Linked DNA regions of Mus musculus: all the other regions are linked to region 1. Evidence: chromatin loops called from intact Hi-C (ENCODE). Cell type or tissue: heart. All regions are shown on one strand. Links, peaks and the distances in the headings refer to the core of each region. The heading gives the core; the rest is flanking DNA. Region 1 holds the start of Gm39841 (a long non-coding RNA gene). Region 2 overlaps Ubr3 (ubiquitin protein ligase E3 component n-recognin 3). Region 3 holds the start of Mettl5 (methyltransferase like 5).

Evidence for each region. Peaks named below come from ENCODE experiments on the same cell type or tissue, not always from the same donor. Only the 100,000 strongest peaks of a DNase experiment are listed, where the experiment ranks them.
Region 2: it touches region 1 in a loop (7-fold over the local background); 5 of 42 quality-filtered maps call a loop at or near these places.
Region 3: a loop joins it to region 1, with 2.6 times the contacts of the local background. A loop is called at or near these places in 5 of 42 quality-filtered maps.

Annotation. Positions count from the first base shown.
Region 1 is chr2:69,798,300-69,809,209 of GRCm38, forward strand. Gm39841 (a long non-coding RNA gene) reads left to right here and starts at 3,839. Exons shown (of 3, transcript XR_866401.3): 1 at 3,839-3,939; 2 at 4,530-4,648; 3 at 5,320-6,703. It also overlaps the pseudogene Gm13624. In heart, for the core only: a CTCF peak has its summit at 4,713 (motif pointing right); a DNase peak (open chromatin) is centred at 4,772; H3K4me3 peaks cover 510 bases.
Region 2 is chr2:69,950,792-69,961,701 of GRCm38, forward strand. It overlaps Ubr3 (ubiquitin protein ligase E3 component n-recognin 3), which reads left to right. Exons shown (of 39, transcript NM_177783.6): 12 at 552-617; 13 at 709-798; 14 at 1,950-2,078; 15 at 2,697-2,749; 16 at 2,852-2,985; 17 at 3,485-3,570; 18 at 5,174-5,315; 19 at 8,776-8,872. Among named protein-coding and RNA genes, the nearest start is that of Ubr3, 59 kb to the left of the region's middle. In heart, for the core only: a CTCF peak has its summit at 5,054 (motif pointing left); no DNase peak of the experiment used is centred there.
Region 3 is chr2:69,881,056-69,891,965 of GRCm38, forward strand. Mettl5 (methyltransferase like 5) reads right to left here and starts at 4,560. Exons shown (of 7, transcript NM_029280.4): 1 at 4,194-4,560; 2 at 242-356. The coding sequence starts at 4,302. In heart, for the core only: CTCF peaks have their summits at 3,039 (motif pointing left) and 4,590 (motif pointing left); a DNase peak (open chromatin) is centred at 4,576; H3K4me3 peaks cover 1,970 bases; H3K27ac peaks cover 1,342 bases.

The DNA of each region.
Region 1 (10,910 bases), core at 1,116-9,115:
ATAAGTAAATCTTTTTTTTAAAAAGAGAGACTGATGTATGGATATTAGCAAAATACCAGCTGATCTAGGTAATTTTATAAATTTATGCTAAAGCATACGTTCATAATTACTCATAAATATTCAGTACATAAATTAGGGTTTTGTTTTGGCTTGGTTTGGTTGTTTTGGTTTTTTTAATTCTTTTTTGTTCTGTTTTGGTGGGGTTTTTTTTGTTTTTTTTTTTTTTGTTGTTGTTTGTGTGTGTGTGTTCAGGTTTCATCTTTTAATTAGCTCCATAAAGGACATCCTAAACACATCAGACACAACAGAATACTTTTCTTCCAGTATTAAAAAATGACATTCACAAACAATTTAAAGAAGCTCTTCTATATACCAGAATGGTGATCTTTAATAAAAAACATCTCTAAGTAATCATGATCTTGACTCGGATTGCTCATAGGTACATTCAGAAATCACTTTCTGGCCATGATAAGCATTGTTTACAAGGTTTTAAAATGTCCCTAAATACACAACTTTAAAAACTGATTTAGCCTGGCCACTTTTTTCTTTTGGCCAGAAACAATAATCCTGAGTGCCTAAACAAAAATTCTGATAAAAGGAAAAATATTGGGACTGTAACAAATGTCTTAAAATTTGTTTTTAAAAGGGAAAAAAATGTTTAAACAACACATGGAGCTTTCTAAAAGTTCTTTAACAAACTACCTTGGGAGCTCAATTCAAAAATAGGACTTGATGTACTAAAACAGACATTTCAGCGCAGCTCCAAAAATCTTTATAAATACAGCAATTTGCAAGGACGATCCTGGATCAGAAGTCTTATTCCTTGTGTATATTTGTGTGCATGCCCCATCTCAGTTGTCATAATTGTCTCTGTAATTTCCTCCTGAGTAGCAGTCATAGCCACCCTGGCTGCCACTGTAGTCTCTAGACCACCCATACCCATATCCATATTCTCCAGGTTGACTGTCATATCTTCCACTTCCATATCCCTGGTCTCTACCACCTCTAGAGTAACTGTGACCACGCCCACCAAAGGCACCCCCTCTGGATCCCCTGGCAGACTTTCCTGCATGATCAACTCGGATTTGGCGCCCATCCAGGGACTCTCCATTCATGGCTCTCATCGCATCTGAGGCATGCTCTGGGTTTGTGAAGGTGATGAAGCCAAAACCCCAGGATCTTTGAGTCTCCCGGTCCTTGACAACAACCACCTCAGAGATAGGCCCAAAGCTGCTAAAGTAGTTTTCAAGTGCCTGTTCATGGGTGTTGAAGTTGAGCCCTCCCACGAAGAGCTTCCCTTCTTCAGACGACATGGCAGAAGGCAAGTCCTGGAAATTAAAAGTCAGAGGACGGCAGAGACGATGAGCTCGAAGGAACCGGGAGAACAGCTGTTTTGGGTTTTTTTGTTTGGTTTTTTTGTTTGTTTTTTTTGTCTTGTTCTTTTGATACATGGTCTTATGTGTTATCCTGACTGGAACCCACAACAGTTTACCTACTTCTGCCTCCACGTGCTGGGATTATAGGCATATGTAGTCACACTAACATAGTTTTCTTATTCTCCTAAATTCAAGTGCTCAGTATAATGTAATAGGGAAAAGTTGTACTCAAGGTTTTTTTTTCTAAATTCAAAGTAAATCTTTAATAGATCAGATTATACTGAAACACATTACTTATAAATTATGTGTATCAAGGCCAATAAACTATACAACTAAAATTAAAATATAAGTTTAATTTGCAATAAATTGACCAAGTAGTTTAGACTGTATCACTTCTGAGAATGTCTAGACAAACTGAAGCTGAACAAGATGCTACGATCCCTGCTTAACTACCTCAGAGAACTGAGGCGTTGCTAAGGAAATGCAGACATGTGGCTGGGAGCTGTCCCTCTGTGTGTGGCCCATCTTAAATGGTGCTGCCTAATGATTATATCGAACTTCATGTGACCAGAAGAGTTAGTGGAGTGTGGTGCTTGTGCTGGTAAGAATGATGCCAGCAGCCATGCGGTTTTGGAGGTGGATCCTGTCCCACTGTAGTCCCACCTGAGTCCAGCCAAATACCGTGTCAAGCATAGACCTTGAAGCAGAGGACCGAGCCAAGCAGAGCCTGTAAGATAGCAAGGTTTTGCTAAAACACTAACCTTAATGGAATGTTGTTATACAACAATAATATAGGAGGCTTTCAAATGTAAGAAGTGTTGCAGATATGTTGTAGGACATTCAATAAAATAGCCTCACAAAGAGTCATGAGTGAAAACAAGATTCTATTATTATTTGTAGGATCTAAAGATACTAGGGTTTTCAGAGAATTGTCTAAAAATTTTGGCAAAGAATTGAAAAAAAAAGAAGGAAGCTGTGGGACATGGAGAGATGGCTATCAGGTAACAATACCTAATGAGCTAAATTCAGTCTTTAGGATCAAAAGAGAACCAAGTCTGCATTATCCTCTGACCTCCACATGTACCAGATATATCTGTCCACATGCATGTGCACTAGTGTATGAAGAAATTCTATTTAAAGCAAAGTGGAATTCTGCCGTGGCAGTATATGCCTGGAGTTCTAGCACTTGGTATGCTCTGGCAGGGACATGAGGGTAAGACTAGTATAGCTGCTTTGTTGGTTCAAGGCCAGGCTTAGGGTTATCTACACAGTAAGATCATGTCTCAACCAAAGCAAAAAAGTAGAAATACTAGAACTAACAATTACCATGCACCACAAGTACTGTCTGTTGGGTTTTTGTTTTGTTTTGTTTTGTTTTTTGTTTTGTTTTTTGTTTTTTTCTTTTAGATAAGGTCTCCCTCTACAGGCCAGGCTGACCTCAGAATCAATTTTCAGCCTCCCAAGTGCTAGGCTTAAGGTATGTGCAGCTATGCCCAGCTTGGACTTAGGATCTTACAACAGAGCAAGCACAGCTGGAATGAGAGTTTGTGAAGAAAATATTTAGAATAAGAAAGATCCATTAAAAGGCTATAACAGGGAACTGGTCCTCCCTGGAGAGGAGACTGAAGGGGAAGCAGAGTTTATGAGATGACAGAACTTGAAGTTGAAGACAGAGTTGAAGAAGACATGAAACTAGAGGTGCAAGAACTTCAACAAACCAGATGTAGGACCTGACTGTAGTCCCTGCTGCACAGGAAGCTAGAATAGGTTGATGACTTGAGCCCAAGAAGTCTCAGCCAGCCTTGTTAACATAGCAGAAACAAAACAAATCAGTTCTTAGGAGGACAAATAAGACAATTTAGGCTTACAGTGCAACTTGGTAGCAAAATGTATAATTGGCACCTGGGGGCCTTGTCCCCAGCACAAAACAAAACAAAAAACAAAATCATGATCACATAAAACAAAAGTTTCAAAAAGCATAAAAGAGCCAAAGGAATTACTGAAAAAAAACAACAGCTTACTCTGCCTGTCCTTAAATTGCAGGTAGACTTCAACATTGATGCAGACCTAGCGTTTTCTATTTTGAAAGGGATTTAACCACAATCAATCATTTAATAGCTCAGCTCTTTGGGTTGTATAGGTTTCTTTTTTTCATTATGCTTTGCTAGTTTTTAAGTATGAGTCATTTATTGTTGGTCAAGTAACCTCAGAATTTAACAGCTTAGCTTAGTACAGTGGTGTACACCTGTAATTCCAGTACTTGTGAGGTCAAGGCACACACACACACACAGTGGGGGTTGGGGGGGGGGTACAGACAGAGACAGACAGAGACAGAGACAAACAGAGACAGACTTGAGCCCAGAAATTTTAGACCATGCTGACAGCAGTGATACCCTCTCAATGATAACAAAACAAACAACACTTGGAACAATAAACATGACCTATCTGAGTCAGGAGTTCACAAGCAGTTGACTAGATAGTTCTGGCTTGAGATAAAAGTGGTTCCAAATACTGGGCGGTTCTTGAGTCAGATGAAAGACAGGCTGGAGGAGCCTCTTCCAAGGTAGGTCATTCATACCTTTTAGCAAGAGGCCTAATTCCTTCTTCTTTTTTTCTGAATCAGGAAGGCTTAGTTTATCACACATGGTTGGTTGGAGGCTTGCATTTACATAGACAGACATAGGATTCTGCCACCTAAGTATGGGAACTTTAGTTCAGATTGCCCAGGCACCCTTGTAAAAGCTGGTGTGGTTTCATGCATCTTTAATCCCAGCACTGGGAGCATAGACTAGTGAGTCCTTGGAGCTCAATGGCCAGCCAGCTTAGTGGAATCGCTGAGCATTCAGTGAGAGACCATGTCTCAAATCATAAGATGCAGCCGGGCGTGGTGGCACACGCCTTTAATCCCAGCACTCGGGAGGCAGAGGCAGGTGGATTTCTGAGTTCGAGGCCAGCCTAGTCTACAAAGTGAGTTCCAGGACAGCCAGGGCTACACAGAGAAACCCTGTCTCGAAACCCCACCCCTAACCCACCCCCACCCCACCCCCAAAAAATCCTTGTTCTGTATGTGAATGGAAAAGTTGTGTTTGTCTTTCTGAGATTTGCTTATTTCTTTTGACATAGTGATTTCCAGTTTTGTCCATTTTCCTATAGAGGAAGATATTTGATGACACCCTGTTGTTGCCCCGTGTCATGGAGATTCAGCAGCTTTGGATCCGCAGGAACAGTCCTATCACATGCTCCAGCAGTTCATAAATGTGGTAGATACTGGGGTGAGTCATCTCAAAACCCTAGATCTGGGCTTGGTGGTAGCTGGGTTGGCCCACCCACCACCAGGGGGAGCCCTTCTGCACCGCCCCAGCTAGATCTCTCAATGCAGCAACTGTCAAAGGTCAGAGCCAGCTCTCCTGCTCTCATACTACTCTCATACTCTGGGCTGGCTCACCCAAGCCCCTGTCTCCAGGGTCAGCTCTACTGTACTGGCCAGGCAAGGTACAGGGCCCGCTCTCCCAAGTGCTGCAGCTGCTTAAAGGCAGGGCCAGTTCTCAAGCCTCACGCCCTTAGGCCACGCCCATACCACCAGGGCCAGCTCTACTGTGCTGCCCACGCTAGGTGCATGGCCTTCTCTTCAAAATGCTGCAGCCAGCAAGGGGGTGGATTAGTGCTGTGAGGTGCCTCCCCAGGAGCAGCTGCAGCACCTCCTCTCCAGCCTCAGCCAGTGGCCACCTTGAAGAACCACTGCAGGAACTGCCATGGTGGCTGCACCACCTCTCTAGCTTCCCAGAGTGACTTCATGGGAATGGTGCCTCAGGCAAAGTTGCCTGCTGCCCTGGCAGTCTTTCTGTTCTCACCCATGGGCTCGATGTAGGAAAGGGGGGGGGGGGGGGGGGGAGACGGACACAAAACACCACCATCAACAAAAATAACACCAGTCTCTGTGCAGGAAAACTCACCAAGCCCGAGCTCCTCGAGCTGAAGACTTGAAATCCCACCGATCCCTACGCTGGAAATCTTTGCCCTGGAAAACTTTGCCCCCTGAGAATTTCTATGCCTACTGCTTGATTCGCAGCTGCTTCTCCCTGGAGCAGAGGCAGACTCTCTCCAGGACTTTTCCCTCCCAATAAATGTATGTGAGGTTTGCTGTGCTGTGTGACGTTGTAGAGCTGCAACACCTTCCCTGGAGCAAAGCTGAGCAGAAGTCTTACACTTTTGCTGGGGAAACCCTTCCTTCCCCAGGGGAGCAGAGCTGCCACGCTTCCTTCCGTAAGGGATGCGGTTCTCAGCAGCGCTGCGCAGTTTTCAGTTGGTTATCTCCAAAGCCACCTCTCTTCATAGTGGGAAACGGGAGAGAAAGAGCAGCAGAAAGTTGTGGCAAACTGTGGCAAAACTGAGTTGTGCAGAGGCTTTTTAATTCCATGGAAACCACTCGCTAAAGTTCTTGATATTCTTCCCTGCACCAGTGGAGCCTTGTTCAGAAGGTCCCTGCCTCTGCCTGTATCTTGACCTGTTCCTCCTCCCTCCCCACAACCTTGTTAGCTTCAAAGTTTCAAGCTTTACTCAAGATCTTTGATCCATTTTGACTTGACTTTTATACCGGGTGAGAAATAAAGACGTAGTTCCCTGTGTCTACAGTCGGACTCCAGTGTCTACAGGCAGACTCCAGTTTCCTCACTAGCTGTTTTGAAGAGACTATTTCTTCTCCAATATGTTTGCTGGCTTTGTTGTTGTCTGTTTTTGGTTTGGGGGCATCTTTTTTTAAAAGAGAAAAGATAACTACAGCTGTGTGGGCTTATTTGTTTGTTTGTTTGTTTGTTTGTTTGTTTTACACAAGGCATGTAGCCCTGGCTCCTGGAACTCTCAATATAGACCAGGTTATCCTTAAACTTACACAGGTATGCCTTGCCTCTGCCCCCATTAATGCAGGAATTATAGATGTGTGCCACCACACTCAGGCTCTATTTCTATTCCTTTGTTGCTATTTCCACTGCAGAGACTGGGCCCTTCCCCCAGCCTTGAGGGGGCTAGTTCAGACCTTGTTTGCCACAGTCTGCTAGCTCACCTAGAGTGGAGTCTTCCGACCTAGGTGAAGTTTATTGTCCTGTCACATCTGCAGCTTCCTGCAAGAAGCCACTACCTGCTGAGCAGCTGAGCTTGTCTTTCTGACAAGATACTGACAAACTGACAGCAACGATAAGATACTGGCAGAGCAGCCGGGCGTGGTGGCGCACGCCTTTAATCCCAGCACTTGGGAGGCAGAGGCAGGCGGATTTCTGAGTTCGAGGCCAGCCTGGTCTACAGAGTGAGTTCCAGGACAGCCAGCGTTACACAGAGAAACCCTGTCTCAAAAAAAAAAAAAAAAAAAAAAAAGAAAAAAAAAAGATACTGGCAGAGTATCTCCCCTCTTTATATTCAGACCTTAGAATTAAAACATTGAGCCTTGATCAGAGAACTTTTGTCTTGGCTTGTTATTTCTCTTGCTGTCCTTCCCATCCATCCCCAGCTTTCCTTTCAGGAACCCAGAAACCCATGGCGGCTGGCAGCTACAGGTGGCACCCGAATGAGGGACCTGAATATAGAAAGACCAACTGAGGGACACTGTCTTAGTGGAGCACAGAAAATGGAAAAAGATGGTATCCTGCATGGTGGTAAGCAACATACAGCATTAATTGTTTGCGCTATAAATTTCATTTTTTGAAGGCTGTTGATTGCAAGAGTGCAAAAAGGATACAGGCTAGACTAAGTCAGCTTCGGCCCAACGCTGATATCAGCTAGGGGTTGACAGTGGAAAATGGGACTGGAAAATTCTAAACAGGCAGTAAGTACTGCATCAGGTGGGAGGAGTAAGACATAAGATAAATAAAATAAAATAAAATAAAATGAGCAAAAAACAAAAACAAGCAGGGCAGTGGTGATGCATGCCTTTGATCCCAGCACTTAGGAGGTAAAGGCAGGCTGATTTCTGAGTTCCAGGCCAGTCTGGTCTACAGAGTGAGTTCCAGGACAGCCAGGGCTATACAGAGAAACCCTGTCTCAAAAAATAAAACAAAACAAAAAACAACAACAAGAACAAAAAAGGGAGATGCTAGATATACAAGTGACATGAGAGAGAGAGATCAAGAGAGAAGGAAAATTGATTTCAAGAGTTCTCCTAAGGACAGAAGGAAATCAGGAGATGTCCTTAGTTCTGGTTACATCAGGTCCCCTACCCTCTCAGTATTATCTGTCCTTGGTGCACCAATCTGTCCATGTGTCAATTTGTGTCTGTTTTTGTTTTGCTGTCTGAATGACTATTGTTCTATGTTTCATGTTGAAAAGAAAAAATGGTTAAAACTTTATCTCTTGATTCCGCTGTCTCAGTCTGCACTGTGGAGGCTGATTTAAGTTGCCCCTCACCCTTAGCCAGGAGTCAAGCACAGCAGAAGAGGCCCTGCTGAAAAGCTGCTTTTAAGAGGGGTCAGCAGCTTCTTATGTTCTAAGGCAAATAAGCTGATAGCTGTTTTTTCCTAGAAAAATCTCTGCAATTGTGATTATTGGGTTCAGCAAGTGACAAAGTGCTTTTCTCTTGAAATTATACCTAGAAAAGTAAAAACTCTTTGTTTAGGGCTGGAGAGATGGCTCAGTGGTTAAGAGCACCAACTGCTCTTCCAGAGGTTCTGAGTTCAATTCCCATGTGGTTACATGGGTGCCTCACAACCATCTGTAATGGGATCTAAAGTCCTCTTCTGGAGTGTCTAAAGACAGCTACAGTGTACTTACACATAATAAATAATCTTTTTTAAAAATTCTTTGTTTGATCTAAATTTACAACCACTTCATTTGGTTTCTGACTGGTCTTAAAGGGGTGAATATGCTCTGCATGTCTTGGTCATAGAGTATTGTTAGCTTATAAGTTATTGGGTATGATTAAAAAGGTGTAACATTGGGAACAAGAAAGTTAGCTTTAAAATGGTTACTCGGGGTTGGAATCATTTTAAACAACAACACGTGGCATGAACCAGACCAGGAAACCAGGCCTCTAAAGATACTTCTAAATTGGGATAATATTTTATGTAATTCTTATCCTAGAAACTAGACTTAAAATGGATAAAATTTAAAACAATGTCTCTTTAATGAAGCATTAAAAGATGTACTGTCATGCATTCATATGTAAGAATTGGGAGCCAAACGTTATAAGGTAAAAGTGATGCTTTTTATATTGATTTTAAAGAGGATGGACTGTTTAAAATTGGGTTTTGCTTTCTAAAAGTTACGGTTATGCTGTAATATTGCAAAAGAAACTTAAAATTTATGGTTAAATTGCCAGTGTTCCATTGGCTGCAGTTTGTAGTTTGATCACAAGCTCAGGATTCTTAACTCACCCATATTTTGTAATTAGGATTATAAAAGTAATAAAAATTAAAAACCAGCTGAGGCCAGTATGGGCCCGCTGCCCGCTTTACACTAACTTTCTTGGATACCGTGGTTGAAGTAAAATTTAATCCCCGCAAGGTTGGAAAGGAGATCTCAGTGAGAATGTATTTGGTATCAGACAGGCTCCTGATGAACTGTTTCAAGGAGTTTGTGGATGTGCTACTCAAACAGCTAGTAGAATTTCGGAGATTCTCAAGCAGGGGTTCCTCCTTTTTCACACAGTTGTCTTATGAGAACACTGATGTAGCTCACTGCGGCCATCCAAAGCAAAGACAGACTTACCGGATATAGTTGTCCTTGTACAGAAATTGGACCCTCATACAATCAGAGTCTAGCTATGGTTGCTGCCTTGCAGGGAACTACAGTACAAGTAATGCTCTCACAGTGCCAAGGTTATAAGGAATGCTCTAAGTATAAATCATCTTAGGAAAGACTGTCCAAAAATTAAATGCATAGACAGACATTAGGATTGTTCCCCTGGAATCTTTCCTCACTGCAGGAGGGGAAATCTTTGGGCCAGGACTCAGGCAGTAGGCTCAGATTAAGAAATATTTACATTTGAGTTAATGCAAAGCTCAGAGCAGCCTAAGCAAGGCTTATGTGGCATTTCTCTTCTTTTGCAAACCCTGCTTAGGGAAGTTTTGGGGGCCTTGCCTCTCTTTGCCTCTGGGGAATTATTTTTAAGCCAAAACAGCATTATTACAGACCTATCCAGGTGCTGTTCAAAATAAAGTTTAAACTTAAGATTTAAGAAAGGTCAATGTAGCCTGGTGTGGTGGCACACACCTTAAATCCCAGCACTTGGGAGGCAGAGGCAGGCGAATTTCTGAGTTCGAGGCCAGCCTGGTCTACAGAGTGAGTTTCAGGACAGCCAGGGCTATACAGAGAAACCCTGTCTCGGGAAACAAACAAACAAACAAACAAAAACAAAAAACAAAAAAAAAATCAAACAAAAAAAGAAAAGAAAGGTCAATGAGGCTGTAAAACTTGTAGAGACATTACAATCTGAACTGCCTACGCATATAGAATTATTATGGATTTGGAAGGTTGTTTTTTCCTTTGCATCCTAATAATTGTAAAGGGATGCTTCTAGTGAGTTTATACATTGAAAGGTTTTGCCTCTAGTAATGGCTAATAGCCTTAATATACATAAAATGTCTCTGCCTCAATACAAGAAGCTAGGACTTTGAATTTTTCAGTGTATATTGTTTATTATATGGAGAGTATTTTATTAGCTTATTCCTCTGAAGGGAAATTTACTACAAACCTTTGCTCTTATACAGTGATCTTTAAAGTTTTGGGGAGCAATTATTGCTCCAGAAAAGATTCAGAGGCAGTATATTTTTCAATATTTGGGGCCTCAGTTATATCCTAGAAAAGTTGTAGCAAAGAAAATTCAAGAAAGAAAAGATGATTTATTTACTTCAATTTATTTTCAAAAGCTCCCAGGAGAAGTTAATTGGCTAAGACCTTGCCTTAAGCTCACCACAGGAGGACTTAAGCCTTTGTTGGATGTTGTCAAGGGGGATGCAAATTAACTGGTGAGAGACAAATAGCTTTGCAGAAAGTAGAGGAAGCTTCTGTAATCAATTGTTAGCTGTTTATTTTAGTTATTGTTACTCAATGTGCCCATTGCAATTCTTTGGCAAAAGAGAGCATTAATGTTGATTCATCCTTCTTCATCTCCAAGTTTTAACATCCTGTTATGAAGCTGCTGTGATGTTAATAAAGAATTGTAGGATAGAATCATGAAAGTATTTTGAAAAGAATGTCTTAAGAACCTGATGAGACACCTATTCCTTGTTTCAAACAGCAAGTAAATGGGCTATTAAAGAATACTGATATTTGGCATATTGCATAACAAATATTTTAGGCAAAATTGATAGTCATTATCCAAAAGACCAGACAAGTTGTTAAAATTTGCTTGTTTTCATGCTTTTGTATTTCCTGTAAATTTATGCATGCACCCCCCCCAAAGAATACATGTACTGTATTTATAAACAGCCTTTCTGTGGGAGAGACATATATGTAATTGGATCACATATTTATTCTTTTGAGTTTCCTCCTGCTTCAGCACAGATAATTGAATTGTGTGCTGTAGCCACTGTTTTGAAATGTTGAGAA
Region 2 (10,910 bases), core at 1,925-9,924, 150 kb after region 1:
CCAGTAAGAGCCCCTTCAAGTTGGTGTTAGTGTTCTCTTGTGTATCTACCCTTTTAATACTCCTATGTTTTTTGTCCCTTCAGATGTTTAGGGTTATTTTACAGTTTCATTATTCCTTTCCTTCTTTTCCTGGGGTCTGTATTTGTAAAGCTACCTGCTAATTCCTAATGCACAACAGTGCTTAGAAAGCAAGCGTTGGGCGTAGGTTTATTCATGCTGTGGGTGCTTCATTCTTTCCAGGGTTAACTCAGCAGAATGTAGGGGCATAGATAGGAATATAGATATATCTGCATCTGCCTCTGTTTTTATAGCTACATGTATAGTGTTAAGTTCAAACTTACATTTTAACACAAAAGAACTTATTCTACTTTGGTTTTTGAAACGTCAGAACTTAGTATTAAGATGATCCTTTCAAAGCTATAGTTCTAAAATTGTAAGTATTGATTAAAAAACAGGATAGGAGTTAAAGTAGGTGGGACTATGTTTACAATGCTTAAACCTTGAAGCCTGTGCTAAATATTCTTTGACTTGTGAATTTTTTTTTACTTTAGCCAGCTCCTAACCAAGTCACTTTCCACCTACCACTGCACCGCTACTATGCTATGTTTTTGAGTAAGGTGAGACAGTTCTTAAGGAATTATCTTGTTGTGTTATTTATAATTTTCGGGAGATTATTGATTTCCTAACCTTTTAACCATGAATTTTTAGGCTGTGAAATGTCAAGAACTAGATTTGGATTCACTTTTACCGGATCAGGAAATGTTAATGAAACTAATGATTCACCCACTCCAAATTCAAGTATGTATTAAGGCTTCTAAAACATTTGGAATAGGATTTCTGGGTTAACTCATTCTCCTGTAATTTTAGTTAATGCTGGACATAAAGAATTAAATTCTAATAGAGTAAGAATGATTTCTCTAATCCGATTTTTGATAGAATTAAATTCTGATAGAGAAAGAACAATTTCTCTAGTCTGATTTTTTTAAAATTTTATTTCCACTTATTTGTAAGATGGGTTTTCTAGGTTGAATGTTGATTAGGTTGAATTAAAGACTTTGACCAATTAGACTTGCTTTATGCTCACTTCTTTTAAACATTATGTATGGTTTTTGTTTTTGGTAGGGCTGGGATTGAAGGAAAAATAGAATGAAAAGGAAGCACTGCATTTTCCAAAAAGATTTCATTGAAGTTTTTATAAATATATCCAGAAGCCATAGTGGAAAACTAGCTCCTTTATACACTTTGAAGAAGAGACCTATATGAAATATAGTCATTAGTTTGGATATTTTTTTAAACATAAACCTATATTAGTGGTACAGAGGCCAATTTGAGGTGCATAGTGGTTTTTGTCATCAGTCTAGGATCTATCTCTATCTCTCCATATTGAGGCCCTGTCCTAAAAACAAAAGCAAAAAAATGTATATTTAGCTGGGCAGTGGTGGTGCACGCCTTTAATCCCAGCATTTGGGAGGCAGAGGCAGGCAGATTTCTGAGTTTGAGTTCCAGGACAGCCAGGGTTATACAGAGAAACCCTGTTTTGAAAAACCAAACAAAAAACAAAAAAAAAAAAAAAAAAAGATTTGCCATCCAGACTCAGAGGAAGTCGGGCATATAAAACCGAGGAGAGATAACCAGCCATGTAGCAGGACATAGATGGGATAATTGAGTTACAAGCTAGTCTGGGAACAAGCCTAGATTAAGGTCTAGGCATTTGTTAAATAAAATACAAGCCTCCATCCAAGTGGATATTAAGGAACTGGGGCACTGGAAAAGCAAGAAGTTACTCAAACAAACAAACAAACAAACAAGTATATTTAAATTGAGTATCTAATGCTGAGCAGAATGCTTAGCTCATATTATGATTAAGTAAAAATATTTAAATGATTGCTTAATACAATATGATTTTATTGAATTTAGATGATATATTTTCTAATTCATCTTTTCATTAGGCTAGTCTTGCTGAAATTCACAGTAACATGTGGGTAAGAAATGGTCTGCAAATCAAAGGACAAGCCATGACCTATGTCCAGTCTCATTTCTGTAACTCCATGATTGACCCAGACATTTACTTACTACAGGTGAGCCAGCTGCTGCGCTTTGGGAGTGTCTCGGTGTGCATGGTATCTTAATTTCAGAGGTGACAGTGGGCATGGGAGACGTCAGCTCACGAGAAAGAATGTAGTACTTCTATTTCCCAGGGGAAGGGTGCTGTAGCATATGGGCCACGGCCATATGGTTTTAGTCAAATTTTAGTCAGGAAGCAGAAACAGGAGCCAGGAGAAAGCCCCGGCTAGCACCCGGCTAACACTCGTTTTGAGAGTTTCTGTAGGAAAGGCAAGAGAGAACAGAGGAAGAACTCTAAATAGTTCTGTCAGGCTTTGTGGCATAGGGGCTGTACCTCATTGTGCTATGCTCAGCCTTAGATTCATTAAGGGCTGGGGAAATGCTATAATTGTGTGGCAGTTAGGTAAAGTGGGTGGATGCTTGTGTGGGGCTTTGTTCCTAAGTAAGTTTTCTATTATTTGGAATTCACTCTCCACAGTTATTATTAATATCTTTTACTAGTCTTTGAGTCTTTCTTTTTGTGTGGCTCATGGCTTGTGGAAGTAGAAGAAGATACAGAAAAATCTAAAAGCAAGACTAATACAAAGCAAAGCTGAATGTGAGAGATAAAACTTTGCTTGTGTCTTTTAAAGGTCTGTGCTTCTAGACTTGACCCAGACTACTTTATATCATCTGTCTTTGAAAGGTAAGTGTATGCTTATTAAGACAGACAGGTAGGAAGTATATGGAATTTAACTCAGTTTTGCTTTATTTTCTAAAAATGTATTTGCGCTATCCCCTCTTGTAGATTTAAGGTGGTGGACTTACTGACCATGGCTTCACAGCACCACAACATGGTGCTCGATGTGGAGCACGAGCGGTCGATGCTAGAGGGTGCTCTCACGTTCCTCGTGATTCTTTTGAGTCTTCGTTTACACCTAGGTAATCTACTAATAAATACTGTCATTAGTACTGTTTCTTTCTCTTCCCCCCAGCCCCCTGCTAGTACCTTGTTTATTGAAAAAGAAAAAGGATGTGGATATATTTGAGTGTACTTTTGTTGTTGTTGTTTTCGAGACAGGGTTTCTCTGTGTAGCCCTGGCTGTCCTGGAACTCACTCTGTAGACCAGGCTGGCCTTGAACTCAGAAATCCTCCTGCCTCTGCCTCCCGAGTGCTGGGATTTAAGGCATGCGCCACCACTGCCCGGTGTTTGAATGTATTTTTAAAATCTTGACACGTACAACTAATAGTTTTAGGTTTAGAATAGTCTTCAGAAAATCCTTTGCTTACAGGAGCTACAGTATAAAGGCAGAGACTCTGCTGTCAATTCGCGGTTTTCACTCTTAAGACACTTCACATTTTGTAGAACATCTTAATAAAACATGTGGTGATTTCTTTATAATGTCTCTCTCCAGGTTAATTGTGTTTTTATAATTTTAGGGATGTCTGACGATGACATTCTCAGGGCAGAGATGGTGGCCCAGCTGTGTATGAACGACAGGACACATAGCTCTTTGCTTGACCTCATATCCTTTCAAAGTGTCATTTTGTGCTTGTGTTAATTACGTTTGTAGATTAAAAATATCTCAATTTAAAAGATATTTTTTTCAACTTGCAAATGTGTAGGATAAGTTGTTTGCTGAGGGATGTGTTCAGGGCAGGTTGTGTGCTTGGCCGTCTCTCACTGTCTCTCAGGAAGATTTTCTTAGACTTCAGGGTTGACCGTTCTGGACACATAGGACCTGCGCCTCTCATAGCAGCATTAGGGAGAGGAAGCTGGGCATTTTGTAAATGGGACCCCTGTCATTTTTCCTTATGTAGCGAGGCTGGAGTACATAGAGCTTAGAGTCTTTATAATTACCACTATTAGGGGTTTAAATATTCCCAAAATTTTTGTTAGACTCAGTCTTAAAGAATTTTCAAGTTTATGGATTATCCTCTACCTACTGGAGGTATGGTCCCTGAGATAGAGCTGAATATTCAGTAGTAGTTTTTTTTTTAAAAATTAAAAAAGTATTTATTTTACATGTATGGGTATTTGTATGCATGCATGTTATGTGCACCACATACATGCCTGGTCCTGGCAGAGGTTAGAAGAAGGCGTTGTAACCCCTGGAACTGGATTTGATGGTTATGAATCACTGTGTGGGTATTGGGAACCAAACTTAGGTCTTCTGCAAGAGCTGTCACTGCTTTTACCCACTGGACTATCTATCCAGCCCCGCCCCCTTAAATACATTAATTTTTTTTTTATGCAGACATTTTTGAGGTAGGATCTCGCTGTATAGCCCTGCTTGGTCTGGAACTTACAGTGTGGACCGGCCTTGAACTTGGCTTAATCCTCCTGCTTCTGCCTGCCAAATACTGCCATTATAGGCTGATCATAGTGGCAAGGTAATGAAACCTTAAAATCTTAGTGTTAGTGTATGGTGAAAATATCTAACAAAATTTAGTATGTCGGTATCATTTAGAAAATATTTGTTTTCTTAACGACTTGAAGATTTTGTAGCATCAGTTCAGTACTGCGTGGTAGCAAGCCCCAACCGCATCGCAGTGATACGGGTTAAACCCATCCTCAGCCTCCTTTGACTATTTCTTCAAACAGCTAGCAAAAACATTTTCTAAAATTTGATTTAGTTTAAGAATTACATGCCTTAATATGAACTAGGACAGAGTATTTGTGGCTTGGTGCTTTCCCTTTGTGTGAACCCACTTGTTTTTATTTGCTTTTAGAAATTTTGCTTTTAGAAAAGTAGTCTTTACTCCTACACATCTGTGCTGGGTTTTTGTATATTCTTTCTGGTTTTCTGAACAAGGGTACAGTATATTTATACAGTGATGAAAATGGACATAATGGAAATTGTTTTCCTTTCATTTAATGGAATTCGATCAATTTATTTTGGGGAAAGTATACTTAGGGCCACCTCATCATATAATTTATTTGGCTCATATATTTAAAACCACAATAAGGTTCATACTGAACTGTTATGTCACCCTCTTGTGGCCAACATTATACATTACAGCCAGTCATTTTCTATTTTGGTAAAATGAATTTGAACTGAGTAATTTGTAGACGTTGATGCTGGTGCTAGTCATTAATATTGTTTGTTTTCTTGACACATACATTATATCCCAGAAAATCCCAACCCCAAAAGTGGCATTATTCCTGGAAGTTATAGCTTTGAATCAGTTTTATCTGCTGTAGCGGACTTTAGGGCTCCCATTTTTGAACCTGGAGGCTCTATGCAACAAGGCATGTACACTCCCAAAGGTATGTCTCTATACAGAAATGTATTCTTGCCTGTAGTTTCACAAAGAAAATACTTTGTTTTTGTTCTTTGTACATTTATTTATTAGTGTGTGTGTGTAGGTGCGGGTGTGGGTGAAGCCAGAGGTCACCCTGGATCTGCCTTCGTTCCTCGGGTGTCATCACCTTGTCCTTTGCAGCAGGGTCTCTCCCTGAAACTGGAGCTTACTCAATAGGCTAACTGTGGCCAGACAGCCCCAGGGATTTGCCTGTCCACACCTCCTCAGCTCTGGAATTATATGTACAGGCCACCATGCCTTTCTTTTTTATGTGGCTCTTGGGTGGAACTTCGGTCCTTGTACTTTAAAACCAAGTCCTTCCCTGACTTTCCCCCTTTAATAGTTATCTTGTATTAATCCAGTTTTGGCATTCTTCTGCCAAATTTCTTTTCTTTCTTTCTTTCTTTTTTTTTTTTTTTTTTTTTTTGCTTTTTTCGAGACAGGGTTTCTCTGTATAGCCCTGGCTGTCATGGAACGCACTCTGTAGACCAGGCTGGCCTTGAACTCAGAAATCCGCCTGCCTTTGCCTCCCAAGTGCTAGGATTAAAGGCGTGCGCCACCATCGCCTGGCTTCTGCCAAATTTCTTATAAATTTATGTTTTTCTTAGTATTAATTCTATTTAGCAAGTAGATGCTGGTCTATGAGTTCAAGGCCAGCCCAGTCTAGCTAGTTCCAGGACAGTCAGGGCCATGTAATTAAGATAACTTGTCTCAAACAACAACAACAGAAAGTATTTATGTTACACTATGGCCTTCTTAAATTACTAAATTACAAAAACAACTTTAGAAACTCTAATTCATTTCTGTAAGTGACCACTAACCATAAATGAATCATAAATTTTAAAACAATATTATCTTTCTTAATTCAGTTAGAAAGTTCCCTCCCTCCCTCCCTCCCTCCCTCCCTCCCTCCAACCCTTCTTTCTTGCCTCCCTCCCTCCTCTCTTCCCTTCTTCCCTCCTCTCTGTCTTTGTCACTCTCTTTCTCATTTATTCATTCATTGTATTGTTTTTTCAAAGACAAGATCTTACTATGTAACCTTGGCTGTCCTGAAACTTGTGTCTACCAAACTGACCTCCCACTCAAAGAGATCTACCTACTCTGTCTCCCAAGTGCTAGGATGAATGGCATTTCCCACCACGCCCAGCCCACTGTCTAAATTTTATTCTGAGATAGTTTAAAGTCTGTTAGGATGCCAGTAGCACTTACAGCTGTGTTTAAAGACACAGAAGCCTTCTCTTGTATGGTTGCTTTTCTAAGGTTTTTCTCCTATATTTATAGATGATTTTACTGACAAGAGTGAGAAATTGGTGAGATTTTGATTGACAGAAACTTAAGTTTTTGAAGGGGTTGAATAAAATTTGTGCATGTTGCTTGGTCCTCTACCTTATTTTCTAAATGAAAGTCCAGTATGTGTTTTGAAGTTATATACTGTTTTTGGCAAAGGATAGAAGAAAAGTATTATTTCCAGTGACATTTTTAATTAGGAATAATACACTCTCTGGGTGTAATGTACACCATTAAAGAGAAAGGGGAGTACATCTGTATTATGTACAGAACAGGCTGTTCCTGAAATCTAGATGAACTTGAATGGATTGGTGTTCCTGTGTGGTGTGAGGCTTAATGAAGTACTGCAGCCTCACCAGTAGGCTTGCCCACTAGCCAGTGCCTCAGCCTCGCTGCTCTCAGCATCACCAGATTAGGTTAAGTCTGGGAACTGCTTGATAAACAAGCTCTGTAGATGGTTGCTGTGCACAGTAAAGTTCAAGGCAGACTAGGTCTGTAGTCAATAGTTTCCTGTGCTGGAAGCTAAAACAAGCATAAGCTGTGTTCTGTGTTCGTAAATGGTAAGGATTTTGCTAGAGGGAGTGAGAACAGAAAAAATACTTTAAAAATTTTATTATTTTTTTATTTTTGTGTGCATTAGTGTTGTGGCTTCATGTATGTTTGTATAAGGGTGTCAGATCTTGGAGTTACACACAGTTGTGAGTTCACATGTGGGTGCTGGGAATTGAACCCGGGTCCTTCTGGAGAGCAGTGCTCTTTAGCAGTGCTCTCTAAGCCATTTCTTCAGTCTCAGAACAAAAAATTAACCTAGGGAAAGAGATACTGGCTCTAAAATTATCCTCAGGTCATCTTTTAGTATTTTATTTTCCACTTAAAACATTTTGAAATTAAAATATAATTACTTTTCCTCTCTCCATTCCCTCTTTTTAGTCACACATGAATATATAAATACAAATTGTTTAGTCTGTTGAGTGTTACCTGTATTGTGATTTCAGAGCTGACCAATTATTTTCTGAGGCAGAATCTTACTATGTAACCCTGGCCTGGAACTTCCTATGTAGACTTCATTGGCCTCAAACCCACATAGATCTTTTGTTTCTGTCTCATGAGCCACCACATGGGACATATTTTAAAATTATTATAAGAATTTTATGAGTATTTGCCTACCATGTATATATACTTGCCATATATGTGTGCTAGATGTGTGCCACATGTATGTCAGGTCCCTTTGGAAGTCAGAAGAGGACCTCAGATCTTCTGGAACTAGAGTTATAGTAACTGAGTGAGCATCAAGTGGGTGCTGGGTATTGAACCCAGGGCTCTCTAGAGGAGCAGCCTGTGTTTTTAACTGCTGAGCAATCTTTCCAGCCCTTCAGGCCCCCTTTTAGATATCTGTTCCATCTAAGTTATCATCTGTAATATTTCATACTTAGGATTTTGCAGATTTTTTCCCAGTGGGTTAATTTTTTAAAATGTCACTTCAACCTAACATGATTATTAATGAGGTTATAAATTTTATATTTATCATATATATTAAATCTTAAAATTACATGTTGAAAATAATTGTATAAATACTAAAAGAAAATGATGTATAGAAACTTAATATTTAAAACTATCCTCTATTTAACCAATTGTATATATACAGTAATAGGATTGTAACTCATAATTGTACAGAAGGAAGGGGAATCATGATTAACTTTTAGTTGAGAAGTAGAAAGCAACCATTTATAAAGTGGCCCGGAAAATCAGCTGACTAGTACATTTTAAATTTAGGTTTTGTAATTTTACAATTGAATCATTTTAAAGGTACTCTTTTTCTTTCTAATATGTACCCTACTTACCAAGAAAATAAGAAAAAAATATCTTTAAACCCAATAGCAATGATCTAAACTTTATAGTGAGGCATTGTTTTCTGTTATGAAACTTTTGTTTGTGGAGGCTTGAAGAACCTAAGAGAACATTTTCTTTTTTTAACTGAGTAAAAGTGACCACAGCATCCAGGTCTTTCTAAGGCAAATTGAATAAGTTTAACTTCCAATTTTTTAATTTAAATGTTCTCAATAGTACAACAAATAATTTAAGATTGGTTTTATTCCTAAGAAGACAGATTTCTATTTCTGCTTTCTTTTGTCTGATAGCTGAAGTCTGGGATCAGGAGTTTGATCCTGTCATGGTCATTCTTCGAACCGTTTACCGCCGAGACGTGCAGTCTGCAATGGACAGATACACAGCATTGTGAGTCTAACACGCTGACTAGTGTCATTACAGAGTAATTGGGGTTTCTGTAGAGACGTTTTAGTTATAACACATGATATGGTCATTTAACAGTTTAGACACATACACGGGCTAGTTGGTTGCCCTGGACACATGGGTAGCAGAGGTCTGCCTTGTATGGCCTTGATGGCAGAGGATGCTCTTAATCCTGTGAAAACTTGATGCCCCAGGGAAGAGGGGTGCTGCTGGGGATGAGGTGGGGTGGGCAGGTGAAGCACCCTCTCTAGGTGGGGTGTGTGCGAAGAACTTGCGAAGAAGGGACCAGGAAAAGGGGCAACTTTTGGAATGTAAATAAATAAAATAATTTAATAAAGGTTAAAAAAAACTAGATTATTTTCTCAGGATCTTTATAAAATTTTGTTATTAAGCTAGATGAAGTATGTCATCTTGTAATCCCAGCAACTCCAGGAAGTTCTTGAGTTCAAGGCCAGCCTGGGCTGTACAGTGAGATCTCTGTTCAAGAAACAAAGCAAACTTTGCTATTGACCTGATAAAGTAACTATCATGAAATATGATTACTAAATTAAAAAAAGAAAAACCTAGTTGCTCTTTGATCAGTCAGGTTTGAAACTTGACTTTATGTCGCTCTGCTTTGGAATGAGTAGAGGAATCACAGATATAAAACAAAGAGCATGATATCAGGGGATGGATTTCTATACAAAGGGTGAAAATATTGCTCACCTTGACAGTTGAGAATGGAGTAAAATGAACTTTACTTATATGCAACAATATTGTAAAACACCGGTTACAGGAAAAATAGTGCTCTTGAGAAAGTCTTTATTCAGATAATATTCAAATAGCTGTTAATGTGGGTTTATAGTTGTTAGGTGGACCTGAAACTTTCTTTCCACCAGGATTTTTAAATACTAGAATGAATGAATGTTCACGTTAGCACGCATCATAGACTGTACTTAAAAAACAAAGAAACTTTCTACAAACAAAACAAAATTCCCTAAAACAACAAATCCAGACTTAGCTCAGAGGCCCAGAGGGCCATCACATCTCTGCCTTTGTCTAGAATCCTGAAGGAGGCACTTGGAGGTCCCCTTTTTCTGTTTACTTGGCCACTTCCTTTTTCATATTTTCTGTTCTTTTGTGCCACTTCGTTTGATTGTAGGTGTTTATTTACTTCTTTGTTCCTTGAGGGAAGATGTTTTTCCTTCTATATTTTTTCTTTTTGCCTGCCTGCCTGCCTGCCTGCCTGCCTCCCTCCCTCCCTCCCTCCCTCCCTCCCTTCCTCCCTCCCTCCCTTCCTTTTTCTGAGACAGTGTCTCTGTATGGTCCTAGCTGCCCTGAAACTTACTCTGTAGACCAGGCTGTCCTGGAACTCAGATCTGCCTGCCTCTGCCCACTGAGTGCTGGGACTAAAGGTGTGTGCCACCACCGCCTGGCTTGCTTCTTTCTCATCCTCAGAATCTATGGCGGCTCTCTTCTAGTAGACATTCACCTAGTCGTTATTTGTTGGGTAAGTAAATTGAATAGTTCATGTTGAAAAATTGAAACATGCCAGGCATGGTTGCGCACACCTTTTATCCCATAACTCAGGAAGCTGAGACAGGCAGATAGATCTCTGTGAGTTTGAGTTCAGCCTGGTCTACATAGTGAGATTCTGTCTCAAAGAATAACCAAACAAAATCAAAAGAGAAAGGAAAAAGAAAAAGAAATCTAAAGATGCAAAATTGATGTTTTTGCTCCTAATTTCTTCTCTCTGTCTGCATCCCTCCCTTTTCTCTTCTCTCCTCCCCTCCCTTCCCTTCTGATACCCTCCCTCTCTCCCCCCTCCCTTCCATCCTTCCTTTCCAGACAGGGTTTCAAAATATAGAACAGGCTGGCCTGAAATTTACAGATCCTAATTCTGAGTAGTTTGTTTCTTTTGTTTAGAGAAAATTTCTCAGCAGTCACAGTCTTTGTTACCCAGGGAGTTTGGCATTCCCTAAAGAGTGGTAGAGTTGCTGCCGACATCTGATCCCCACAGTCTTGTTATCTTGACTCAGGTTAC
Region 3 (10,910 bases), core at 1,267-9,266, 83 kb after region 1:
ATGTTTTCAATTGCATGACTTTCTAGCATGGCAGGTATAAGGGGATAATTGCTATTAACAAAACTTTGATTTCTTTCTTATATGTAGTTTTTGGTCTTCAGCCTATTCAAAATGTACTCCGTATCAAATTATTGTTTCCCCTCACCCTACCCTCAAAGTCCCATGAATAGAGTGCAGTTGATCCTATATATACATTGACTGAAGCCACTCCACATCCAAATAGTAAAACACGACCACTCACCCTGCTCCTAGCATTGCCGCTCCGATGCTAAGTACTCCACAGCCACATCCTAGATCTGCAACCGCTTTGTTTTCAATGTCATCGTATGTGTTATGGATTGTATAAAGCATGCATGCTAAAACCAAACAGAAGAGCATTAGGGCATACGTTAGGAAGCTTCCTATTAGGATCTTATGCAGTGGGCTCTAAAGTAATCTGCAGTAGCGCCAGATTATTTCTTTTCCAGTTTTTTTTTTTTTAGATTTATTTATTTATTCATTATATGTAAGTACACTGTAGCTGTCCTCAGATACTCCAGAAGAGGGCATCAGATTTCGTTACGGATGGTTGTGAGCCACCATGTGGTTGCTGGGATTTGAACTCTGGACCTTCGGAAGAGCAGTTGGCGCTCTTAACCACTGAGCCATCTCGCCAGCCCTCAAGTTTTTTTTTAAGGCATTTTTTTTTATTAGATAGTTTCTTCATTTATATTTCAAATGCTATCCCCAAAGCCCCCTATACCCTCTCCCCCCGCCCTGCTCCCCAAGCCACCCACTCCTGCTGCCTGGCCCTGGTGTTCGCCTGTACTGGGGCATATGATTTTCGCAATACCAGTGACTTCTCCTCCCATTGATGGCCGACTAGGCCATCCTCTGCTACATATGCAACTAGAGACACAGTTCTGGGGGGTTACTGGTTAGTCCATATTATTGTTCCACCTATAGGGTTGCAGACCCCTTTAGCTCCTTGGGTACTTTCTCTAGCTCCTTCATTAGGGGCCTCCAGTTTATTTTTTTAAAGATACAATGTAATAATTGGTATTTAGGAAGAGGCACCACAAAGGAAAATAATGTACACCAGTGGTTGCCAAATAATATGGGGCTATGTCCAGTTTCTGTTGACAATTTCAAGAGTAACAAAACTGTCCAAAACATGTGGTCTACAAAGATACATAGATGCAGTGTTCCCTTTGATGTTGAGATATTTTTATGAGAGATTAAATTTTATTAACTATTAAATAAGTCTGTCATTCTAAGCCAGAATATAAGCTAAGCAACTCTATCATATCTCCAAAACTTTTGAAGTTTTACTGATCTGGGGCTAGCAGCATGGCTCTCAAGAAGAAAAAGTGCTCAATGCCAAACCTAACAACCCAAGTTCAATCTCCAGGACCCATATAATGGAAGTAAAATAACCAATCCTACAAGTTTTCCTCGGACCGCTGATTGAAGGCTGAGACTTGTGCAATAAATAATAAACAACTGGACAGAGAACACTAACAAAAGGACACAGAATTTATTTGCAATGTTTGTCATCATCATACAGGTATCACAGACTTCTACATCCATGATATAGACTTAGAGATAATCTTTTTCAATTTTATTTTATATGTATTATTATTTTTATGTTTTGCCTGCATGGATGTATACCATGTGTCTGGTGCCCTCAGAGGCCAGAAGAGGGTATAAGATACCTCCAGGGATTGGAGTTACAGACCACTGTGGGTGCTGGGAATTGACCCCAGGTCCTCTGGAATAGCAGCTGCTGCTCCTAACTGCTGAGCCATCTCCCAACCCAAACTTAGACGTACTATCAATAAATACACATATTCATAATCTACAACAGAGACCTGATAACAGAACAAATAATTAGAGCAGAAGTAGCTGAGATCACATAGTTCTCAAAAACAAGACTCTCATATACACATTTTCTTAAACATGGAATAACACCAGCAAGTTTTCTTTGTGCATATCTGAACAAGAAAGACTCATAGCCATCACTAATGTCTGAGAATCCAGAACATTTATTTATAACAACCACTGAGATGGCTTAGCGGGTAAGAGCACTGCCTGCTCTTCCAAAGGTCCTGAGTTCAAATCCCAGCAACCACATGGTGGCTCACAACCACCAGTAATGAGATCTGATGCCCTCTTTTGGTGTGTCTGAAGACAGTTACAGTGTACTTAAGTATGATAATAAATCTTTAAAAAAAAAAACAAAAAAAAACAGCAAACAAAAATCCTATAGGGCTGGAGAGTTAGCTCACTGGGTTAGGAGCAGAGGGCCTGGATGTGATTCCTAGCATCCACATGTTGGTTCACAAACACCTGTAACCCAGGGGAAACAATACCCCCTTCTGAACTCCACAGGCACCAAGCACATATGTGGTACACACATATATACACATGCAGGAAAAACACATACACATAAAATAATAAATCTCTCTCTCTCTTTTTTTTTTTTTTTTTTTTGGTTTTTCAAGACAGGATTTCTTTGTATAGCCCTGGCTGTCCTGGAACTCACTTTGTAGACCAGGAGGCTGGCCTCGAACTCAGAAATCCGCCTGCCTCTGCCTCCCGAGTGCTGGGATTAAAGGTGTGCGCCACCACACCCGGTTAATAAATCTCATTTTTAAACCAACTCTGGGATAGTTAATTACTGTTGCAGGTACTTTGAAACTCATGTCGTGCACATTAGAAACTAGGTATGAAAGAACTGATTATGTATGTATGTATTTGTTTGCTTGTTTATTTTGAGACAGTGTCTGGTTATATAACCCTAGTTGGCCTGGCTATATGGTCCAGGCTGGTCTTGAATTCACAATGATCTACCTGCCTCTGCCTCCCAAGTGCAGGAATTAAAGGAATGTTCCAGCATACCTGGCCTCTACTTTTAATCTTTTAAAAATTAGGTTTTGGGGCCGGAGAGATGGCTCAGTGGTTAAGAGCACTGACTGCTCTTAAGGTCCTGAGTTCAATTCCCAGAAACCACATGGTGGCTCACAACCATCCATAACGAGATCTGGCGCCCTCTTCTGGAGTGTCTGAAGACAGCTACAGCATACTTACATACAATAAATAAATAAATCTTTAAAAGAAAATTAGGTTTCATTACAAACCTTACAACCAGAAGCTGTAAAAAGTCACAATGAGAAAACCAGGGACTTGTGTGGTAGTAGCTGGCTCAGTGTGTACTGTACTTACCCAGAAAGCATTAGAACCTGAGCTCATATACCCAGCAGCCATGTAAAAGGTCAGGTGTTCATGATTATAAACCCAGTGCTAGGAACACAGGACAGAAGGATCTCTGAGGCTTGCTGGTCAGCCAGTTTAGGTGAATGGGTAAGCTCTAAATACAGTAAGACCCTGGCTCAAACGTATGGAGAGCAACTGAGAAAAACACCCTATGTTGACCTCTACCCTCCATACACACAAGACACACGAACATACACACGCTAAATACATAGCAGACTAGTCTTAATCTGAACACAGTTCATTGCAAATCTGATTGGTGATATGACACTATTTTAGAATGAAAACCCATGGAGATTACATTGGCAGCTTACACACAGCCATTTTGGAACTGAAAGAGATTCCCTCTTGCAGGTACTCCCAACCAAAAGAACTTTACCAAGTCTTCCCTGCTACTCTGCTAAGGGTGTTACATATGAATGGATTCTGCTCTATTCTCTCCTACATTCTCAGTATCAATCTCTGGCACCAAGCAAGAGGTCATTTGTGAAGAAACGCTTCCTCAACTGTCCACAACCTGAAACTCGATTTCTAGTATTTGTCTCTAGGGCAGAAATACGTAACACGGGAAATACATGTCCTTGACTTCAGTACGAAGTTATCTGTATTAAGCAAATGTTTAATGAGCTCCTAACTAGTACATGACTCTCTAGACACCGAAAAGACTAACAAATTCCTTGCTCCTGAGAATTTACAGTGTGTTGAGAGAAACAAACAAACAAACAAACAAACAAGCTGTCTGATAATGCTAATGGACACTCAGAAAAAACAGTAAAATGAGTGGTTGGGTTCGGAGTGTCTACGCTGCAGTGTCAGAAAACTACTTTGTCTAAAGGTATGGTATGTCTCCAGAACTTCCTTATATCCAAATCGCTACTTATTTTCATCATGAACTGGACAGGATCAAGCCCCAAGAGGGCACGATGAACCAGCCGCCCTACCTGCAATGTGCGGCCTGGTGGGATACTGTTCTAGAAGTAACTTGGGCTTTTCGAATCCATCCACTTCTTGCAGGCGACTCTCTAGTTCCTTAAGCTTTAACTTCTTCATCGTTTTCTCTGTATTTTAAAGTTTGGGCTCCTGGGGCTTCACAGCACGGGAGCTGCAGGGAAGTCTACCTAACCCGAAACTCCCCAGCGGTGCAGGGTGGGGGTGGGGTGGAGGGTCGGGGACAGACTATTTAGGACTCAGCGAGGGGATCCCACGAGCCTCGCGGGGATCGCCGCCCGTGGAACCCAGACGCTCCAGGAAAGCACTCGTATGCCTCTAGCTGGTCCTCGCGGTCCCTCCCCGCAGTGCCGGAAGTACCGACACGCATGCACGCCCTCTGCCGGGCGCCGAGCTGCAACCTCTGCCGGGCTCCCTGGTTCCGACGAGGACCAGAGTGGTTTTTTTGGTCCGCGTGGGCGCCATCGGAAGAAGCGGTCTTCATCGGCGATCACAAACCAGCCTCCACCAAGCCCGGGAACGCCAGCTTTGTCTTGAGTATCTATAGACCTGCAAGGGATGGGGAGAGAGTTGAAGGCAATATGGGACACCAGGCCCGTGTCCACCCACGCCTCAGAAAGTAGCGGTCTACACCCACCTCTGCGTCCTTCTCCAGTCGAATGCTCGGCTTTAATCTTCCCGTCCTCGTTTTCTGAGGCTTCGAGTTTCTTAGCACTTACGGATGTCAGTGAAGCAAGAAGAAACGTCAAAAGAGATTTGAAAAGAAAGAATATTGCCGGCATGGGTAGTGTACATTTTAGTTCCTCATTCAGGAGGATCTCTGTGAGTTTGAGGATGGCCTGGTTTACAAAGTGAGTTCCAGACCAGCCAGGGCTACACAATGAACAGAGAATATGGTTGTGGTGTCAAACGTAGGAAACACTATGAAACTTGTTATTCTGAAAACAGAAGTTGTGGATTGTGGGGAAAAAATGGAAGTAGGCACATAGCAGCAAATTTTAAAAATAATTATAATTATGAAAAGAAGACTTAAGGTGACCAATGCCTAGTAAGCTCGAATGACTTTATTATTGCCATTAATAGTCGTATTTTATTTGAGCCCAGGGCTTTGTGCATGCCTGGCAAGCGACTACTGAACTGCATTCCTAATACCATTGCCACCATCACCATCATCAAGATATAAAGAGACAAGAGCATGTCTAATAATAAAATGTAGAGAATAGAAAGTGTTTAAAACACAGGAGTGGAGGTGATGGTGACTTAACACTTATAAGATATGCTGAAGAGACAATGACAGGTGAATCTCTGTGAGTTCCAAAGCCAGTCTAGTTCATGTAGAGAGTTCTAGACCAGTCAAGACTACATAGACCCTATCTCCCTGTCTTAAAAAAAAAAAAAAAAAAAAAAAAGCAGGCAAGATACAAGATACCCTGAAACCCACAAAGGAGAGAACTGATTCCTGAAGTTTATCTTCCAACCTTCCCCACACAGAAAATAATAAATCAAATAAAAATTTAAAATAAGAAAAAAGTATGTTCTTTTAAAACAAAGAAAAGGTCTTGGCCAGGCCATTAAGATCACGCTGTTCTTCCAGAGGACCTGTCTTCAGTCCATAAGGATGGCTAACAACCATCTCTAACTGCAGTTGTAGGGGATCTGATGTCCTCCTCTGGCCTCTGAAGGCACTGCATGCGTGCGGTGCACAAGCATACATGCAGGCAAACCACAGATACACATTTTAAAAATTCTTAAAGACAAAGAAAATATTGGATGCATTTACAATCTTGTTTGTTTGTTTGTTTGCGTGTTTATATTGAGACAAGGCTTTGCTACAAGTCCATAGCTAGGATGGCCCCAAACTCACAGAGAACTGCCTGCCTCTGCGTCAGTGCTGGGATTAAAGGTATCTACCACCATTCAGGGCACAGCTCCCCAATCTTGAGGGGTCAGGATCCAGTACTTAAATACAAGATTGCCCTCAATAGGATGATTTCTCTTTTTATTATTTTTAAAGGAGTAGAGAGCTGATGAAGTTGAGAATGTATCTAAGATTATTTTCTATGAAAAGTACATTTCACAGTTACCAGAATGAAATGAGTTACTATATATAAAATCTTTAGCACATTGAGCTAGTACATTAAGCTCTTTTTCTTGTACCAAATGTCTTGCTAATATTAGTTGGTGATGTGTTATCTGTTGGTAAGAAAGGATGGATGGATGAAACTAGTTAGGTCCCTCTCCTCTTTCCCTCTCCCTCTCCCTCTCCCTCTCCCTCTCCCTCCCCCTCTCCCTCTCTGCCCCCTCTCTCTGCCCCCTCTCTCTCCCCCCTCTCTCCCCCCTGTCTCCCCCTCTCCCCAAAAAACAAAAACAAAAAAGAATTTTATGTGTATAGGTGTTTAGCCTGTGTTATGTCTCTGTACCATTTGCATGCCTGGTGCCTGCAAAGTTCAGAAGAATGCATTAGGTTCCCTGGAACAGGAGTTGTAAGCTACCACGTGGATACTGAGAATTGAACCTGGGTCCTTTTGAAGATCAGCCAGTGCTCTTAACTACTAAGCCATTTCTACAATTGCAGCATCTACTTTAAATATATAATTCCTTCCTCTAAACAGGTCACCATGTACTTGGAGAAACTAAAAAATCAAACATTTGAAAAATTCAGGAGCAACCAATAGCATCTCTTCAACATATCTAAAACTTAAATAAATGTTGAAAAAGTTTTCTAAAAAAATGCAAGTTTAAATATTATTATGAAAATAATCTTGATTTTTATAGACTTCTTGAAAGTACTTTGGAAAGAAAAAGAAAAGAAAGAAAGAAAGAAAGAAAGAAAGAAGAGAAAGAAGAAGAAAGGAAGGAAGAAAGAAAGAAAGAAAGAAAGAAAGAAGAAAGAAAGAAAGAAAGAAAGAAAGAAAGAAAGAGGAAGGAAGGAAGAAAGAAAAGGAAGGAAGGAAGGAAGGAAGGAAGGAAGGAAGAAAGAAAGAAAGAAAGAAGAAAGAAAGAAAGAAAGAAAGAAAGAAAGAAAGAGGAAGGAAGGAAGAAAGAAAAGGAAGGAAGGAAGGAAGGAAGGAAGGAAGAAAGAAAGAAAGAAAGAAAGAAAGAAAGAAGAGAAAGAAGAAGAAAGGAAGGAAGAAAGAAAGAAAGAAAGAAAGAAAGAAGAAAGAAAGAAAGAAAGAAAGAAAGAGGAAGGAAGGAAGAAAGAAAAGGAAGGAAGGAAGGAAGGAAGGAAGGAAGAAAGAAAGAAAGAAAGAAGAAAGAAAGAAAGAAAGAAAGAAAGAAAGAGGAAGGAAGGAAGAAAGAAAAGGAAGGAAGGAAGGAAGGAAGGAAGGAAGAAAGAAAGAAAGAAAGAAAGAAAGAAAGAAAGAAAGAAAGAAAGAAAGAAAGAACAGGATTCCGCTAAGGTCTGATGACCTGATGACCTTACTTTAAGAATTTGTTACTGCCCCGGTGGTGGTGGTGGCGCACGCCTTTAATCCCAGCATTCGGGAGGCAGAGGCAGGCGGTTTTCTGAGTTTGAGGCCAGTCTGGTCTACAAAGTGAGTTCCAGGACAGCCAGGGCTATACAGAGAAGCTCTGTCTCGGAAAACTAAAACAAACAAACAGACAAACCCAAAACCCGAACCTGAAGGTCTGAAGTCACAGTGGCGGTAATAGCATCCTTTTTACCTTTTTAGATAATTACAATGGATACCATGCTTCTAGAAGTCTACAAGGTCCCAGTTAGAAGCACTGTATTCTATCTGATGGTGGCTATGGAATTTTGTCACACATCCAGTGTCCCTCCTTCCACCCCTGGTTTCTGGGAACCATCACCTTAGGTTAATGTGGAGAGCTTTTTGGGACTGCTTGGTAGGAATTTGACTTTGGGCCAGGACAAGGAAGTAGGCTCGGGAAGGAATCTGATTTTAGGCTAGAACAAAGAAGTAGGCTTCAGGCAAAAATGTGACTTTGGGCTAAGACCGGGAAGTAGGCTCAGATATCTTGGTCATCTTGAGAAGCCCTTAGAAACAGCAATCTCAGGACTCTGTTTATTGCCTTGCTAGTTCCTTGACTATTTGTGTTTATTGTCTTGCTTGTTCCTTAACCTTGACCTTACTACTTGCATGTAAATAAAATGGTGTAAAAGCAGACTGGGAGAAAATAAACCCTCCTCAGCCTTAGAACTGGCTGGGATCATGCTACAATGTTGTCTAATTGATTTTTCTTTTTAACCTTTGCTCTTGCCCTGGAGAACCTGTTGACTGACTTGAGCTGGCTTGGTCAGGTTTATACAATTTGTGTACAAAAATATGAATCTTGGAAGATCATCATGGGCAATCCTTCCAGAATTCTGGTTATGTGTCAAAATAAATTAAAAACACCTGCTGAAGGACAGCCAAGCGTTTACAACAGTGTGAAAGAGCAATGCACAAGATAGCCAGACCTCTTTCAACCTGTTACCTGGTGTTAGAAATGATCTGAACATAATTAAAACATGCCCTGTCCTTGTATATCACCAGTAAAGCATTTCACATTCATCAGTTAAAAGTGATATGTAATTTAAAGTTTTCTCAATATTTCTCTTAATGGATCACCAAATGATAACCCAAATAAGGGACTGGAGAAATGGTTTCAGGACAGCGGGCTTCATAGAGAAACCCTGCCTGGAAAAAACAAAATAAAATAAGTAAAGACACACAATAACTAAAGCCAGTGAGAGCCCAGCACCCAGCTTTAGAGAGGTGGGAGCAGGAGCAGTAGGAACTTGGGGCTATACTTGGCTACATATGGGATTTAAAATCAGGGAGGACTTCTGTAATACCTCATCTTAAAACAACAAAACAAACAACAACAAAACAAAAAGAATAAAAAAACCAAAACCCCCAAACAAACAAATGTTTCCTGGAAAGCTGGGAGTCTCCTGAGTCACTGTAGATTGTAAAATATTTCCACCTCTTTGCTGCTTTCTTGTTCCTCTGTTGTCTCACTCTGTAGCCCAGGTTGACTTAGAACTATCTTTTCTCCAGCTTCAGTCTCTTATAATGCCGGTGTTGTAGGGATGTGCACAATGCCTGGCTTTTTCTTATGAAATGTCAGTTTATCACCTGGAGAGATGGCTCAGAGGTTAAGAGCACTGATTGCTCTTCCATAGGTCTTGAGTTCAATTCCCAGCCACCACATGGTGGCTCACAACCATCCATAATGAGGTCTGGTTCTTTCTTCTGGCATACATTCAGGCAGAACATATATAATAAGTAAGTAAATGTTAAAAAAACAAAATACCCCCATCAGTTTATCATATAGCCTTGGGCCTAAGAGAAATTAAAGTAAATAAGTCTCTTTTAGAAAAAAATAAGAGAGCAAAAACCCTTCAGTTTTACATCATAAGTAAATAAATCTTAAAAAAAAAACAAAAAAATTCTATCAGTTTATCATACAGCCCTGTGCCTAAGAGAAATTAAAACTTATTTTTATACCAAGACTTATAGATGAGTATTTGTAACTATCTTATTCGTAGTTTCTTCAAATTTGAAACGACTCAAAGTCTTTTTTTCCCCCAAAAGAGTATTTTTATTGATTATTTGGTAATTTCTATCATGCATCCTGATCACACTCACTTCGCAGTACTCCCAGTCTGTCTCTCCACCCTTGTGACCTTTCCCTCAAACAAAATAAGGAGCAAGGGTGGGGAGAGAGGGAGGAGGAGGAGGAGAGAAGAGGAAGGAACAGTTTTGTTGCCCATATACTCGCTTGAGCATGGCCAAACTCCCAGCGGCCAGCCCCTTAAAGAAACCTGAGTCATCCTTCCCCACCCGCTAGAAGCCATCGGCTGTGGAGAGCAGTTCCAGGGGGTTGTAAACTGCCTGTGTTAGGGAACTGAACCTGAGTCCCCTGGAAGAGTGACAGGTGTTTTTTTGTTTTTTGTTTTTTCTTTTTCGAGACAGGGTTTCTCTTTTTGTTTTTGTTTTTGTTTTCGAGACAGGGTTTCTCTGTATAGCCCTGGCTGTCCTGGAACTCACTTTGTAGACCAGGCTGGCATCGAACTCAGAAATCTGCCTGCCTCTGCCTCCCGAGTGCTGGGAATAAAGGCGTGTGCCACCACGCCCGGCTGTGACGGGTGTTCTTAACCTCTGAGATATCTCTTAAGCCTCCCTACCTTCCCCTTCTTTTAGGTTTTTTTTGAGAAGCAAACTTGTTCTGTAGTCTAAGCTGGCCTTGAATTCGTGGGCTCCTCTTGTATCAACCTCCCAAGTGCTGGGATTACAGTTGTATATTACCATACCTGGCTTGCGGGGGTGGGTGGGGGAGGTCCCCTGTCTCTGTCTGTCTCTCATTCTCTTTCTGAGATAGGGTCTATGTGGCCTAGAAATTGTGACTTTCCTGCCTCACTGTCCCAAATGCTGGATTACAAACATGAGTTATGACTCCCAGTGCAAACTATTCTTACTCTTTGCTAGGACCCAGGGCTTCAAGTATGCTAAGCAAAGGGTCACTCTTGTGATATTACACACATGTTGCCTCTCAAATACAAATAAAACAACACAGAAAAAGATAAAAGTTATAACAGAGATAAACACAGTTCTTTCCAAAATTAATATAAAGGTCCTTAACAGAATGTTTGCATTTATTGGAGCTCTGTCCATTACAAGAGGAGGAAAAAACCCATTTTAAGTCTAAAAAGAGAAGTATACTCAACCGTCCAGAGGAGAAAGAAGAGCTGTCTGTAGGCA